Regions from separate parts of the Homo sapiens genome. Here region 2 is linked to region 1. A link is a loop called in an ENCODE intact Hi-C map of the cell type or tissue named here. Cell type or tissue: dorsolateral prefrontal cortex. All regions are shown on one strand.

What was found. Hi-C counts contacts between places; a loop is a spot of excess contacts. Peaks named below come from ENCODE experiments on the same cell type or tissue, not always from the same donor. Only the 100,000 strongest peaks of a DNase experiment are listed, where the experiment ranks them.
Region 2: it touches region 1 in a loop (3-fold over the local background); 10 of 110 quality-filtered maps call a loop at or near these places.

What each region holds. Positions count from the first base shown.
Region 1 is chr6:90,570,255-90,578,254 of GRCh38, forward strand. It overlaps MAP3K7 (mitogen-activated protein kinase kinase kinase 7), which reads right to left. Exons shown (of 17, transcript NM_145331.3): 2 at 1,443-1,553. Among named protein-coding and RNA genes, the nearest start is that of MAP3K7, 13 kb to the right of the region's middle. In dorsolateral prefrontal cortex, a CTCF peak has its summit at 4,479 (motif pointing left); no DNase peak of the experiment used is centred here; H3K27ac peaks cover 266 bases.
Region 2 is chr6:89,936,941-89,944,940 of GRCh38, forward strand. BACH2 (BACH transcriptional regulator 2) reads right to left here. Exons shown (of 9, transcript NM_021813.4): 8 at 1,204-1,410. Among named protein-coding and RNA genes, the nearest start is that of GJA10, 46 kb to the left of the region's middle. In dorsolateral prefrontal cortex, CTCF peaks have their summits at 3,695 (motif pointing right), 3,900, 4,712 and 5,045; DNase peaks (open chromatin) are centred at 3,671, 4,332 and 4,651; H3K4me3 peaks cover 1,137 bases; H3K27ac peaks cover 3,229 bases.

The DNA.
Region 1 (8,000 bases):
CAATAACTGATAGAGCAGACCTAGAAGAGCTGCATCATAAACTGGCAATGAGAAAAATGGAGAAACAACCAGATTTATCTCACAAAGCTTCCAAAAGGTTGGGGAGTGGCAGCAGAATGAGGTACCTATGCAAATGAGCTAATCAAAGGATAGGGCAGGGGACAGTGTAAAAGACTCAAAGATTCCTTCCTTGACTTCAAACAGCTCAATGACTATCTCTTATCATCCCAGCAGAAGACTAGAGGTTGATTCTTTAGAGAAGGGGTAATAAACAGCATCTGGACTGGGGACACCAAACATGAAGGAATGAGCTCAAAGTAGTTGTCTTTGGGAAGCAGAAAATTAGATTGGAGGAGGTACAGGAGACTGAAGTCTTTTTTACTAAGAATTTTTGGAGAACCATTTGATTTTTTACATTACATGCACATCTCATCTGGATTTAAAAAATTTTCTTCACGCTATTACGATCTTTTTGACTTGTGATTCCTAATGTTTAACACATATGCTATTTCACCCAGCTTTGTGAAACTGCTAATGTAACAGGAAATGATCAATAGCTTTATCTAAACTGTAATAAAAATATTGCATAAAACAAAGCTGAGGCTAGACTCCTAGAACATATTACTAGAAATCATCTTTCTTCATGCTGACATCAAATCACTTATCAGCATTTCTCAACTCATTCAGCCACTTACAAATCACTTTCTCATATCACAATTAAGTCCTCATTTTTCCATGTTATACATTAAAAATATGAAGTATATTTTGAAATTATGATTAAATGAAAAAACAGAGATATAAATTCAGAAGGCTTATAAGGTACAGGCCACTTATCCATTGGCCAATGAGGTTTAATAGTGATAAAAACATTGATTTAACTAAATAATGTGATCCAAAATACAAAATAACAAAGTTAGTAAAGGATAAATTTGATAATATGCTAATTTCATGATTATTGGATTTTCTTTCATCATTCAATCTAATCTATTTCTAAAAGAATAGGTGCAAATTTTCATGCTAAATGAGAAAAATCAAATTTGAAATAATTTTTCTTTAAAATAATCTGAGTTTCTAAAAACATTCCATTTAAAGTAAGTGTATAAAATTTCTTAATTTTAGATAATGGGAAAGCATACCATTTCTTTTCTATTTTAAAATTAAAATATTACGCCTTGAAATAGATCTGAATTCCATGGATGAAACTGTTTTAATTCAGGGGTGAATTCATTTATGTAGTTAAGTCGCTTTTCCCCTAATTTTTAATCAGAATTAAGAGTATGAACGAGAAAATGTTCCTATGGCAGTACCTTTGATTAAACCGAATTGCTGATGTTCATGTATACAAAGAAATGACATCTGAGAAACCAATCTTTTTCATAATATTAAATTCACAGAGTATCTTAAGTGCAGAACTACACAAAAGAAATGAAATCTCAACTTACCTCTACAATAAACGCTTTCCTCTCAGATTCACTTTCTATTTGTTTAATAGCAACATCTTTTGCTCTCCACTTAGCTTTGCAAACAACTCCAAAGGCTCCTCTTCCAACAACCTGAGTTAAACAAACAAACAAAAAACAAACAAAAAACACCACAAGAATCGGAATCAAATAGATCAGCCCAATATAAAAAACTAAAGTCAATCTTTAAGACTTTAAATTAAAAAAAAAAAAAACATGGAAATCAACAGTATCTGGATTTGCCACTGAACAAGTATGAATTTTTGTTAAAGTGAGAAGATAATTAAATGCATGCTTGTCTCTATCTTTGAAAGTTTATGATCTGTACACCCTTTCATTCTCAAGTAAAACCAAAAAAGACACATGGAGGAACAAAGTAAAGTGATTTGTTAAATGGAGAAAAAAAAACTAAAACAGACAAGATGAATGAGAAGACAGAAGATGATATGGAAAAACAAAAAGCAGGAACATATAATAAATATTTTCAGCTATCATATTTAAGAAATTAAAAATAGCCTTTGAATAATTCAACAGGGATAGGGAATGGAGGAGAAACGATATAAATATAGATGTTAAAAGACCGGCTATGAAGGACAGACAAAATATAGTATTATTTATTCCATGGAATTTTATTCCGCAAGAAAAACTATTGATATATGTTACTTACGATATGAACTCCAAAAACATTATGCTAAGTCAAAGAAGTCAGACACCAGAGACCACATATTGTATGATTCCATTTATACAAAATGTTCAGAAAAGGCAAATCTATAGATAGATACCTGGGTCCGAGGGTGAAAATTAGAATTAACAGTAAATGAGTAGCTGGTATCCTGACAAAGTGATGAAATTATTAAAAAAAAAAAACCAAAAACCTAATTTATGGTGGTGGCTGACAACCTGGTAAATTTGCAAAACCCACCAAATTGTACACTTCAAATGGGTGAATTTTATGATGTGTAAAATAGATCTCATTACAGTTATTTTTCAAAAGTCATAAAAATAAAGATCAGACATGTATCATACTATTGTTGAAGCCAACTGATGAATACTGCATGGGTTCATTGCTCTCTCATGGAGTCCTATTTTTACAAATATTTGACATTTTTCATAATATAAAAAAAGAAAACAAAAATAGCTTTTGATACTTGTTAGAATAAAATCATTAGATTTTATCATTGTGAAAGGACCTTAGTTAAGCACCACCTACTCCAATCTCTCAGCTTCCAATGAACCTAAGCACTTTGTATCAAGGCCTTTTTCTTTAGCAAAAAATCTGCATCTCTTAACCATATTTATATGTACTTTCTATGCAGCAGGCACTTAACTAATGCTTTATATACATTACCTCATTTACACAGGCCTAGAGGAAGGTACTAATGCTGTCCTCATTTTACAGTTGAAGTGCCTAGCTTTAAAGAAGTAAAACTTGCCCAAGGCTATATAGCTAGCAAGTGTTAAAGTGCAGTCTGATGCCAGGTAGTCTAACACGGGAATGTTACCAGTCCTAATTTGTAACATATATAAAGCCCCATGTCGGGAAGTAGAAGTTAGTATCTTCCCTTGGAGGAACTTTTACTTTAGACTTACATGAACAAATTCCTGGCACAAAACTCTTCTATAACAAAGTTGACTATAACTAGGTTGATCAAATGAGTTATTATCTAACTGAGGGCACTTTGGAGATCAAAAAAAGGGCATTAATAATAATAATATTAGGACACTAGTTGTAAACTGCGATGTGTATGACCACTCTAGCCATAGCTTAAATTCCACTTCATGTATCAATAAGGCAGAATGAACATTTACCATGTTGTTCAATGTCTAAAGCTACTCAAATGGTTAACATTTATTGAATGTTTACTATGTGCCAGGTACTATTCTATGTGCTTCTCATACATTAACACATTTAATCCTCTTCCATTTAAAAGGGAGGCAAATGGAGTCACATGGTTGTAACTTGCCCAAGATTGGATGGTCAGAAAATATTCAGAGAAGCCAGAATTTGAAGCCTAGAGCACCTAATGATGAACATACTCTATATTCAGCTTCTGTTCATCAGTGGCTTAAAGGAAATGGGGCTGCCTCTAGGCAAAATTTCAAAGTAGGCCAACTTCTCTGGTAGCTAGTCTTTGTTTTGTTGACTTCCCATTTCACTCGTCCTAGCCCTGGGCACTCAGTGTTCTGTGGTTTAGGTTCTTGTTCTCCTTCACAATTCTCATCAGACATTTGTACTTGCCATTCAGTTACTTTATTGTGAATAGAGGGTACTGGCTACCTGGTACCATTAGAATAAATGAAAGAGCACACCCAGGCTCTGAAATCCAACAGACTTGAGTTTGAATGTAGGGCTCTGTCTACCTATTATCTCTTAATGGTGGACAAGTTTGAGTTTCTGTTTTCTCAGCAGTAAAATAGAAGTGCTGACATTTTCCTTCATGAATATCTACAGGATTCGTAAGTTAAAACCAGGTATTTCCTCAAATACTACAAAGAACAGTAAGTGCTTGGAATTGGGTATGAATCAGTGTAAAGGGCTGTAGTACTCATTTCTTTTCTTTCTTTTTTCTTTTGGGTAGAGATGGGATCCCACTATGTTGCCCAGGTTGGTCCTGAATCCCTGAACTCAAGTAATCGCCCTGCCTCAGCCTCCCAAAGTGCTGGGATTACAGGTGTGAGCCACTGCACCTGACCTGTAGTACTCACTTCTCTTGCAATTAACTAAGATGAATAGCAAGCAGGTCCTAAAAAAATTTCAACTTTGTGGCAACATTAGTTTAAGAACACAGGCATGGAGACCAGACTTTACCTATTGATATTACTATTAAATACGAAATGATTATGAAGTAATTTATTCTTCAACCATGTATTTATAAATACATCACAGCAACTGGTACTTACTAGGAATCCCCTTCTTTCATTTCTTCCATTTTGAGGAACGTCCATGCAGGGATTCCAAACATTATCTATATTTGTGAATCACATGTTTGTCATAAAAATTCATTTGACTATTTGTAATTCACAAGTGCCACCTAGTGATGAGAGTAGAGCTGATTCTGAGCTTTCAACTTAAAGCCATGGGAACAAAATGTGGTCAAATGAGGACATGAAAAACTTTCTCCTTTTTGCTCAAGAAAGCAATTTTCTAGAACACCCTGAAATACAAAACAGGCACATTCCTGTAAGATGAGCCCATGGGCTTAAGAAGCCTCCATTCTTATTAGGGCCACGAGATATTTCACATGCACAGTGAAATGACAGGATCTAAAGTTATAATAAAGAAAGGTGAAGATGTCCAAGGTTGTACTGACCTGAAATACAGGATAGAAATAATAACTGCTGTGAATTCAAAGGAGTGAGATTATAAGCACAGTCAATACTTAAAGAATTAAGTTTGTGTGTATCAAAAATGACTTCCCATTTTTAAAAATAGCATAAAGGTAGATACACTGGGGATGAGAAGAAAAAATATATATAAAGAATGGACCCCTGCCTTCATGGAATGAAAGTGCGGTAGAGAAGAAATTTAAGACTAAATAATAGTACTTAAAAACTTTTAAACACTTACCAGCTGAAGAGAGCCAAAGGTAAGGGCTAATGATGAAGGCTAATAAACTCCTCCCTCCCCCTTTTCAGGATAGGGTTAGGGTAGGGATTCAACAGCAAAAAAGACTCATACCCTTCTCTTCTCACTTAGATCCCTAAGAGCAGGCATCCTCACAGCATGTGCTCTGCAAACACCAGAAGCTTCAAAGGAGTAAGGATTGTGGCAAGGAAGACAGACCAAGGGAGGCCCTAACCCGGGTTCCCTCAGCCCCAGTAGAACACGTAAGGGATAAAGAAAAGCTCTTGTGAAGCAAAAAGCAAGCTAACTGAGAAGTAAGGAGTCTTCTGATTGCAGGAAGGAGGCTGCGGTAGGGCAGAGTGTTGGGACCTACATTAGAGGTCTGTGGGATGGTAGCTAGCTCAAATACTTAATGAAGAACACAGCTGGGTTTCAGAGGATTAATGAAAGCCAAGGGGAAGGCCTGGTCAGCAAGCAGGGAGAACTGGGTTAGGTCTTCTGCCTTCAAAGGATGCAAGTGAGGCTTGATGTTGAAAGAATAATGAACTTCGTTTGTTTACTCCTTAAACCAATATTTCTTTAGTGTGTACTACATCCAGCTACTGTTTGGGACATCAGAAATACAGAAAGAAATAAGACAAAGGCTCTGATCTACACAAATGTACTTTCTAGCGTATGTGAAGGGAGGGGAGGAGAAAAGAAAATCGATATACAAACAAAAGATGAGTAAGAAAAAAATCAGACTTTAAAAAAATGCCACATAGAACAACGACAACAACAAAAAATAGGATGCTATGACCAAGAGACTAGTGGCAGCTCCAGGCTGGGCAGTTTGAAAAGGCCATATAAAGAGGTTACGAATCTGACATTTGGATGACACAAGGCACCAATCCCAGCACTTTGGGAGGCTGAGGCAGGCGGATCACGAGGTCAGGAGATTGAGACCATCCTGGCTAACACGGTGAAACCCCATCTCTACTAAAAATACAAAAAATTAACGGGGCGTGGTGGCAGGCACCTGTAATCCCAGCTACTGGGGAGGCTGAGGCAGGAGAATGGCGTGAACCTGAGAGGCCGAGGTTGCAGTGAGCCGAGATCGCGCCACTGAACTCCAGCCTGGGCAACAGAGCTAGACTCTGTCACACACACACACACACACACACACACACACACACACACACACACACACACAGAAGAAACAACTAATATAAAGCTTTGCCCTAAGGGAAAAGAAAAACCTCACTACCTTATTTACTCCAATATGTGAGCCCAATCTAAGGGCTATGCGCTATTTTAGGCACTGATGATACAAGAGTGAACAAACCAAATCAAAATCCTTGTTCTCATTGTTTATATTCTTGTGGAAAAAGACAAATAAAAAGGAAGGGAGTTGTGTGCTAAGAAGAAAAGGAGTATAATTGTGTGTGTATACACACATGTATGCACTCTGCCTCACTCCAATTTTAGACAAGGTAATCACTCAAGGCCTCACTGAGAAAGGTGACATTTTAGTGATGATTTAGAGAAATACTTGGGAGTGTTTGGTGTGGCTGGTGTATAGTGGAGGAAGGGAAGAGTGATTGTAAGGTAAGGCTGGAGGGACAGGCAGAGGTTGGATCCTGAACGGCTCTACCTACCATAAAAAGGAGTTTGAATTTCAGTCTAAGTGCAATGTGAAGGAACTGAAAAAATTCAAGGAAGTAAGGATGGTATGTGACATTAAACAAAATCATTATAGCTCTTAAAGAAAGGATTGTAGGGAAGCTAGGATATGTAAATAGAGACCCATTAGGAAGCCATTACAGCAGTCCAAACAAGCAACAATAGCTACGAGGGCAAGGTCAATGGTAGTGCAGAAACTGGGCAGATCTGGGAAATGTTTTAGAAGTAGAGTCAATAGGGTTTGCTGATGCTCTGCATCCAGGCAGGACAGGTGTAGAGGAAAAGAGCTGAATCAAGGAAAACACCTAGACTGGACAACAGTTTACTGAGGGATAAGAATGATGCAGATTTTTTTTTAATAACTCAGAGTTTGGTTTTAGTCATATGAAGTTTAAGATGCCTACTGGATATCCAAGAGGAGATATCAAGTAAGAAGGTAGAAACGTGAGTGAGAGGATCTATGGAGAAGTCAGACAAAGAGATACAAACTTGGGAGTCATTAGCATGTAGTCAGTTTTTCTAGTCAATCAGTTGGAAGAGGTAACCAAAAATAATATGGAGATAGTGGAGTAGAGGAACTGAGCTTTGAAGCAGTTCAACATTTAGATCACAAGAGAGGAGAAGGAATGGGCAAGGAACAGGAAGGAACAGTCAATATGGTAGCAGGCAAACTAGGAGAGAGTCAGAGAAGCCAAAAGAAAAAGACGTTCCAGAAGGAAAGCAGATATAAGGACAGTGAAAGCATATGCCAGTGGCTCTAAAAGTGTGGTCTCCGGTTCAGCAGTATCAACATCACCTGGATATTTATTAGAAATATAAATTCTCAGGGTGCAACCCAGAATTATAGAGTCTGACGGTAAGGCCAAGCAATCCATGTTTTACCAAGCCCTCCAGGTAGTTTCAATGTTTGAAAATCACTGCATTCAAGGCTAATCCATTAACAACAGATAATAAGGCAAGATATTTCAGTGGAAGCCATCACACAGACCAGAGAGCTCTCCCTTGCTGTTTATATTATTTGTGGAAGCTTTCCACAGCACCCATATGTCATCTTGGGCAGGAGAAAGGGAAAAGGAAAATCCTTATGGGGGAAGACTGAATTTTGAAATAACCGAATTAATCTTGAAATTTCTGAGTACAAAGATACATAAAAGAGGTAAGTATTACATGGAAATTATCCTTGTTGTGGCAAGATTAAATGCTTTTCTCTACTGAGTTGAAAAGAGGAATGACTCATAATTAAACAGTAGTTTATAGAAAAATAGTTACATTTCTTAACTTTTAAAAACAAGTAAGAAATACCGGCAGGAGGA
Region 2 (8,000 bases), 630 kb before region 1:
ATGAGTTTCTGTTATTTGGTGGCAGAAAGGTGGAGCTGAAGGAGGTTGAGTTGGTTGTCTTCAAAGCTACAGTCAGGAGCCAGAGGTCACCTGGATTTACTTTCTGTAGTTTATGGTTGCTTATCAAGGAGAAGGGGCGGGGGCACATAGCTCTGAGTATGGGGGAGCCTGGGAGACGGGAGTTTGTTTTCTGTGACAAAACACTCTCAGGCACAGGGATGGCGATGACAGCCACCTTGAGGCAGAACTGCAAAAGAAAGGACCCTGGGCCTGCAAAGAATGTCAGGAGATCATCTCCTGAGCAATGGCCCCTCTGCAGGTAGGCGTCCTATCTCTATTCCATTCTCTTCTGCCAGGAGGCAGGAGAAAGCAGTGGTACAAGACACGATTTGGAATCAGACACCTGGGTTTGCATTCAAGTTCTACCAAGTACTGGGAAGTTTTCCAGCCCTTCTGCAGTTCCCTCCTCTGTAAATGGGGATAAAGGAGTGCCTGAGTCATAGCGTTCATGTGAGGATTAAATGGGATCATCCATAAAAACAGTTTAGAAGAATACCTGGACCATAGATGCTCATAATCAACATCAGTTATTTATTCATTTTTTTTTGAGACAGGGTTTCACTCTATCACCCAGGCTGGAATGCAGTGGCGTGATCTCCACTCACTGCAACCTTCACTTCCCCTGCTCAAGTGATTATCCTGCCTCAGCCTCCCGAATAGCTGGGACTACAGGCACGTGCTGCCATGCCCGGCTAATTTTTTGTATCTTTAGTAGAGACAGGGTTTCTCCATGTTGGTCAGGCTGGTTTCAAACTCCTGACCTCAAGTGATCCACCCGCCTTGGCCTTTCAAAGTGCTAGGATTACAGGCGTGAGCCACCACATCTGGCCAACATCAGTTATTTTCACATGTTGGATGGAAAATAAAAAATAACTACCTCTATATGAATAATGACTGAAGGATATAAAATATTGACACACTATTACACACCTGCGCGCATGCATGCGCGTGCAGACACACAAACACACACACACACACGCACAGATGTAAAGCTATTATTTCTGTTGAGAAACTTCTTAAAAAATAAACCCAAACTTCCGCAAAGGGTGACCCTTCTGTCTACTTTTCCAACTTTCATTGCTGTTACTTTACATTAGTCCTGGTCACTTCAGGTTGCTGATCACAATGGATGGGTCAACTCACCAATTTGCGGATTTCACATTCTAAATTCTGAATACAGTCCAGTTTCCTTTTGCGGCAGCGCTGGGCCGCGATGCGGTTCTTGCTGCGCCGTCGGACATCATGAATAAACTCTAACTGTTCTGAGGTTAGCTTGTGCATTTTAATCATCATCTGGAAATCGTTCCTTGGAAGATCTGTGATTTGATCTACAGGAAAAGGAAGTTTTACCTGAAACCAAGAATAACAGAAAATGATTATGGCAGCTGGATTTTAATTCTGGCAGGCGGAACATCAAAAATGATAAAACCTCCTTTTTATGATGACCAAGTAATATGGAAACTACTGAAAGCAAGCAGTGATTACTTATTTCCTGTTTAAAGACAGATAAGATGTAATAATACCTGGATAATCAAACAGAATAAGAACACATATATTGCAATGTTATTGTCTCTGAGATTTTTGAAGCAAATGACATGAACAATATTGGAAAATGTGTCATTTTTCATTGATGTAGCACTTTTGTAAGAAAGATTCTAGTTAGTTGAAATGTACTTCCATAAGACCTACAGCCTAACTCAATAAAATGACAAGTTATAGGGAGATACCACATAAGGACATATCTAAAGCCCCTGAATGAAGAGAGCCCCATGTATCCTGAAAATGCTGGAGACACAAAAAACCCAGTGTGATTCTTAGTTACAATAGCATATGGGAGATAGGAGGAGATAACTTGGATAGGCTTCACTAGCATATAGTAGGAGTCAAAAGAACCGGGCTTTCATCCTTCTCACCAGACATGAGACCTCAGGCTAGCTACTCCACCTCTCTGAGATTCAATTTCCTCATCTGAAAAATAGGGCATTTTAAAAAAGCCGTACAGTGCTATACAAGTGTTGGGCACTTTGGGAATTTATTTTCCAATTTTACAATGAAATGTTGACATTCCTTTATCAAAAGGTGAGATGCATTTTTCCTGCCTTTTGACCAACAGAATGCAGCAGTAGTAATGGTGTATAGTTTCTGAGGCTAGGTCGAAAATTAGCTGCCATGCCTCGAGGACATTCAAGCAGCTCTGTGGAGAGGCCCATGTGGAGAGGGGCTGATGCCTCTAGTCAACAACCAGCATCACCTTGCCAGTCATGTGAACAAGCCACCCTGGAAAGATTCTCTAGCCCCAGTCAAACCTTCAGTTGAGTGTAGCCCCAGCCAACATCTGACTTCACCTTATGAGAGATCTTCAGCCCAAACTGCTCAGATGGGCAACTCCTGAATTCCTGACTCACATTCACATTTCTCATAGAAACTGTAAGAGGTGTTAAGTGATTACTATTGTTTTAGGTCATTAAGTTTTGGGGTGATTTATTATGCAACAATAGACATTGGATGCAGGTACTTGCCAGCAAAATTCCAAATCTTGACAAATTCCAATTCTTGACAAATCAAGGCAAATAAGCATTATCTAAAGCGAGGACAGCAGTCTCCTGAAGGATGGGTTTGTATCCTTACTATGTTGTTAAATGATTGCTTATATTTCTTTTTTTTTTTTTTTTTTTTTTTTTTGAGACAGGGTCTTGCTCTGTTACTCAGGCTGGAGTGGAGTGTTATGATCACAGCTCACTGTAGCCTTAACCTCCTGGGCTCAAGCAATCCTCTTGCCTTGGCCTCCCAAGTAGCTGGGACAACCCTGCCCAGTTAATTAAATTTTTTTTTTTTTTTTTTTTTTGTAGAGATGAGGTCTTGCGCCACAGAGAAGGGGAAAAAAAGAGATGAAGTCTCACAATGTTGCCCAGGCTGGTTTCAAACTCCTGGGCTCAAGTGATTCTCCCTACTCAGCCTCCCAAAGTGTTGGTATTACAGGTGGGAGCCACTATTCCTGGCCTGAAATATTTCTTTTCTTTTTTCTTTTGAGATGGAGTCTCGGTCTGTCACCCAGGCTGGAGTAGAGTGGCACGATTTTGACTCACGGCAAACTCCACCTCCCTGGTTCAAGCGATTCTCCTGCCTCACCTCCTGAGTAGCTGGGATTGCAGGTGTGCACCACCATGCCCAGCTAATTTTTGTATTTTCAGTAGAGATGCGGTTTTGCCATGTTGGCCAGGCTGGTCTTGAACTCCTGGTCTCAAGTGATCCGCCCGCCTTGGCCTCCCAAAATGCTGGGCTTACAGGGGTGAACCATGGTGCCTGGCCTGAAATATTTCTTAAGAATAGCAACCAGTGAAAAAGACTGCATGAAAGAGCCCCAAGTGCGGAAGGTGAGCAGCAAACCACTACTCTATCTCAAGAGCCTCCTTGGCACCCATGAGGTGACACAGGCTTGCACCTTTGAGCAGTTTGTCACTCCCCTTCCCGAGGCTCTTGGGGATTCAGCAGCTTCTGGGTTCAGTCTGGTCCTGCTTCAGAAGCTCCTGGAATAAAAAGGTTGTGTGCTGCCAGGCTAAGAGACAACGTGTGGGTTAGCTCAGATTGCTTCATTCTTGTTTACATTCACGTCTGCTCCGGATGAGCCAGCAGATGGCACTACAAACCTAAACTTCCTTCAAGCACTAGCCCAGCCCTGTCTAATACAAACAATACGAGCTACATTTGTGATTTTAAATTTTCCAGCAGCTACATTAAAAGAAGTAAAAAGAAACAGGTGAAATGAGTTTGAATACTGTATGTTATTTAACCCAATAGATAAAAATACTTCCAACATATAGCTAATATAATTATTAATGAGATAGTTTACAGTTTTTTTTTTTTTTGTGCTAAACTTTCCAAATCCAAAGCACATTTTATCCTTACAGCACATCATAATTCAGACTAGCCACTTTCAGGGGCTCAACAGCCACGTGCAGCATGAGGCAAATGGACTGGACAGTGCCACTCTAGGAGACAGAATAAATGGACTCAATGAATCCCAGCAGCCAGAAAAACATATGGGTCTGGGCTGAACTGATCAAAATGCTCTTGGGTGAAGAAACCAACCCCTCGATAGTGTTCAGATGCTGCAGGGTTAAGTCTGTGTTCTTCAAGGGAGTGAGGATGAAGACATTTGATCCTGAGCCCAGGTTTCTCTTTGGTTACATCATTTGCAGGCAGACACGAGTCCCGGCTGCCGGCATGTGTGGCTAGTCAATTCCCGTGCACAAAGGCAAATGTACAAAATGATCATTTGACTTTTCTGTGGTTGGGTGCAAGCTCTTTGTCAGGTTCCATCACAGCTCCGAGCTTGTGCAGTGTGGCATTTACTGAAGGTTCCCAGCAGGTGATCTGATTCAACTTCTACCTGGTGAGCTCTGTCCCATGACACCTGTAAAATTTTGGTCCAAGAAAGCAAAATCGCAGTAGGGCCCATGACACCACTGTCGGCTTGGCCCTGCTCCGACTGCTAAAGACAGGCAGCCAGGACAAACAGTTCCTTGTTATGGGCTCGGGAAAGGCCTTTGTGCACGGGGCTGTGTTTGCACAGGGCTTCTAATGATATGAAAGAATGTTTGATTTCCCTCTTATACCCGTTGGATAACAAACACACTCAGATCCTGCACGGTGTCTCCGGAACACAGAGGTCTGTCTGTTGGAGATGTGGATGTTCCAACACAGCAGAGGTGGTGGCGCTTTGGGGGCTTGTGGAGTTTTCCCTCTGATGACAACAAAGCCATTCTGCTTCTGCTCTAAATGTGTTTACTTACTCTCAGAAAGAAGATATCCCTATAGTTCAGGCCACAGGGAAAGTCAAAAGGATGTCTATACCAAGAGCTACTGTATTTAAATCATCCAGACAGTGAATATAAAACACTAGGGGAATAGGAGGGAGAGTTGCCAAGAAAAAGAAAAAAATCACCAATGCTAGTTTCAAAGTCCTTGAGACAAAAAGCCATACAACACTTCAGCAGAGCTGCTGCAACACAATCTGCTTTTTAAAGAGGGTCAGAGGAAAAGGTAATGGGTCAACTATAGACTTTCTCCCAGGTGAAAAAAACCCCAACTCACTCTTGTTTCTCTTTACAAGTCTTGGTTCCCCCTCTAGCAAGGGAGGACTTATGTTCACTGACATGCGGGGGTCTCTGAGGTGTTCTCAGACAGGCACCGGGTCGGGGTGGGTGGGAACTTGACCACATCCAAGTTGTTTCTTGAGTAATAAGTTCCAAGCCAAGAACATCTTGTCTGGAAATAAGGAGTAGCCACTGACTGTTTGGTCCCGTGGAGGACATGCCTCTCCCAGGCTCTCGGCACTCAAAACATTCCTCAAATGGGGCTGAGGAGTCAGAGAAGGCCAACAGACCTTGGAAAGCGGAAACACATCAAGAAGGTTGAGGCCCACCTCTTTTCCTTCTAGATAATTATTCTGAGCCAAACAGGCCCAGTTGGGCTTAACATCTTATTAACTGTCCCTCCACACACTTGCTCCTCCAGGATCTCACTTCCCAGCAGTGGCTTGGTTTCCTAAAGAGTCCCAACAGCCAATGTGATGAGGTGAAGAGTCCTGTGGACTGTCGCCATCCCCACTAGTTATACTCAGCCACCCACACACAGCTCCGGACACACAGGCTGCATATAAGGGGAAGGGCACGAGGGATTCATGGGCGCCACTCTTTAGCCAGGGGTCTACCACTTTGGTTCTCAGTGGAGAATCGGAGAATCAGGGCAGCCACTGAGTCAGCAGGCCAAGGGCCAAACAGGGCACCAGAGGCCTGTGCCACAGTTGGCACAATAAGCTGCTGTTGATTTTATTCAGCCCAGCAAAGTGTTGACTCTTCCCCCTCTGGAACACGACAGGAGCAGCAGGACCGAGGTGGGTTTTTAGCACGGTACCTGCCCTGTCCTGCTAAGCACGGCTATAGGAGGGTTAGTTCTTCTGGAGATTCCAGCTTTACACATTTTTTTTCTTTTAAAGACAGGGTCTCGCTCTGTTGCCTAGGCTGGTCTCAAACTCCTGGCCTCAAGCTATCTTCCTTCCTTGGCCTCCCAAACTGTTGGGATTATAGGAGTGAGCCACCACGCCTGGCTAGGCTCCAGCTCCTGAGCAGTCAGTAAAATGGATAGTCCCTGCAGTGTGTCCAGGGATTCTTAGGTCCAGGTGTGACATCTGGACAGTGCATGGAACCTACATATGTCTCCTTGCATGCTGTCTGCACCAACGAGGCAGAGGGGAGGCTGTAGGCTGGGCCCTGGAATGCCGGTGCTTCCTTCTCACCAAACAGAAATCGGCTGCTTTATTTCTCTTCCCTGCCAACAGCCACGACCATTCTTCAGCCTAAACCATCATCCCCTTCCTCCCAGTTAAAAGGAAACATTGAAAAATTATATAAGTATTATATAATTATAGATTATTCTGTAAGTATTATATAAAAATTACATATTATATAAATATAGCTTTCATAAAATATAAGACAAAAGAAGGGAAAAAAAATTCTCATCCCCAAATGATGACTCTCTTGCTCTGGTAGATTTCCCCGTGATCTTTGTTTTCTCTGCATCTTTTTTAGGAGTTGCAATCAAGTGGTGCTGTATCTATCTCACCCAACAAACATTTCGCTTGCCTAGTGTCTCTGCTTTGCTGGGTGAAGTTTACTGGAAAAGCAGGAAAGTAGCTGCAAATTTTGCAGAAAAAGCCAGAAACAAATATTTCCTGTAGAAATCTCAGTGGAAGACTAGTTTGTTAATATTTTTTCCTACTTCATTTCTTGGTTTTATTACCAGATGTTGATTGAAACCCATGGGAGTAGGGTCACATTAGCATGATACCCTGAGACACTGATGGTGTGGTCAGCTCTCCGAAGTCTTTAACGCCTGTACTCTGAGGAGACCCTCAGATCCCAGGGAGCTGTCGAGGGAGGAAGCAATATGCCCATTGGAGATGATTCCAGTGCTGCTGGAACCAGGACAGCCAGCTCAGTGCTGGGCAGATGGCAATGACAAAATCTCCCCTCCCAGGTGAAGAAATGTTTCTCGCGCAATTGTCCTTCCACGCCCTCTTCTCATGGTCCAGTTTCTAGCACAAATATGGGACACCTGGGATTCAGTTGTGATACGTCAATTAATTAGTTGTGTGATCTCAGGCAAGTCTTCATTCTGTCTGTCCCAAAGTTCTTGGAGGATCTAGGAGTCACAGGGCGATAACGCCTGCCCTACTTAGCTTACAGGGTTGCTATGAAGAATACAACTGGATGACAGGTGGAGAAAGTGCCTGGGAAAGTTTCAACTGCCTGATAGATACAAGGTATTATTATTTCTGTTTATTAGCCCTATCTATCTCTGTCACATGGTTTCGTCTTACAGACATGTGCTTTGGAATTCCAGACACTTACAATGTTCTAGACAACATAAAAACACTGTTTTAATTAGAAATATGGCTGATTTCTATGCTGCCCAGCAAGGTTTCTTTTTATTAAGCAGACCAATTACAGACACTTCTAAAAACTTGCCTGATTCACCAAACCACAAAAATGATTGTGAAAATTTTACATACAACATGTGTCTCAAAGTCAGCATTGGGGTGGGAAGAGTTAGAGTCAGATGGCTCTTCTATTCTGTACCATTTCCATGTTTTCTCTGGACTTTATCTCTCTCTTCCCTTCTCTCTCTCTCTCTCCCGCCCCCTGCCTGCCCCCAACACACTCTCTTACTCTCATACACTTTTATCTCTCTCAGTGTAAAACATGTTAATAAAGCAAGTCCAAAAATCCATACTTTTGACTGTGCAAAGAAACTCTCTGTGGTGCTTCTTTACTAAAATCTACAATTAAGTAGAAATGGTCCAGTTACAAAGCTGTCTTACTAAGAGGCTTACTACTTTGGAAAATGACTGTAATTTTCTATAATTTCCAACATCTAAA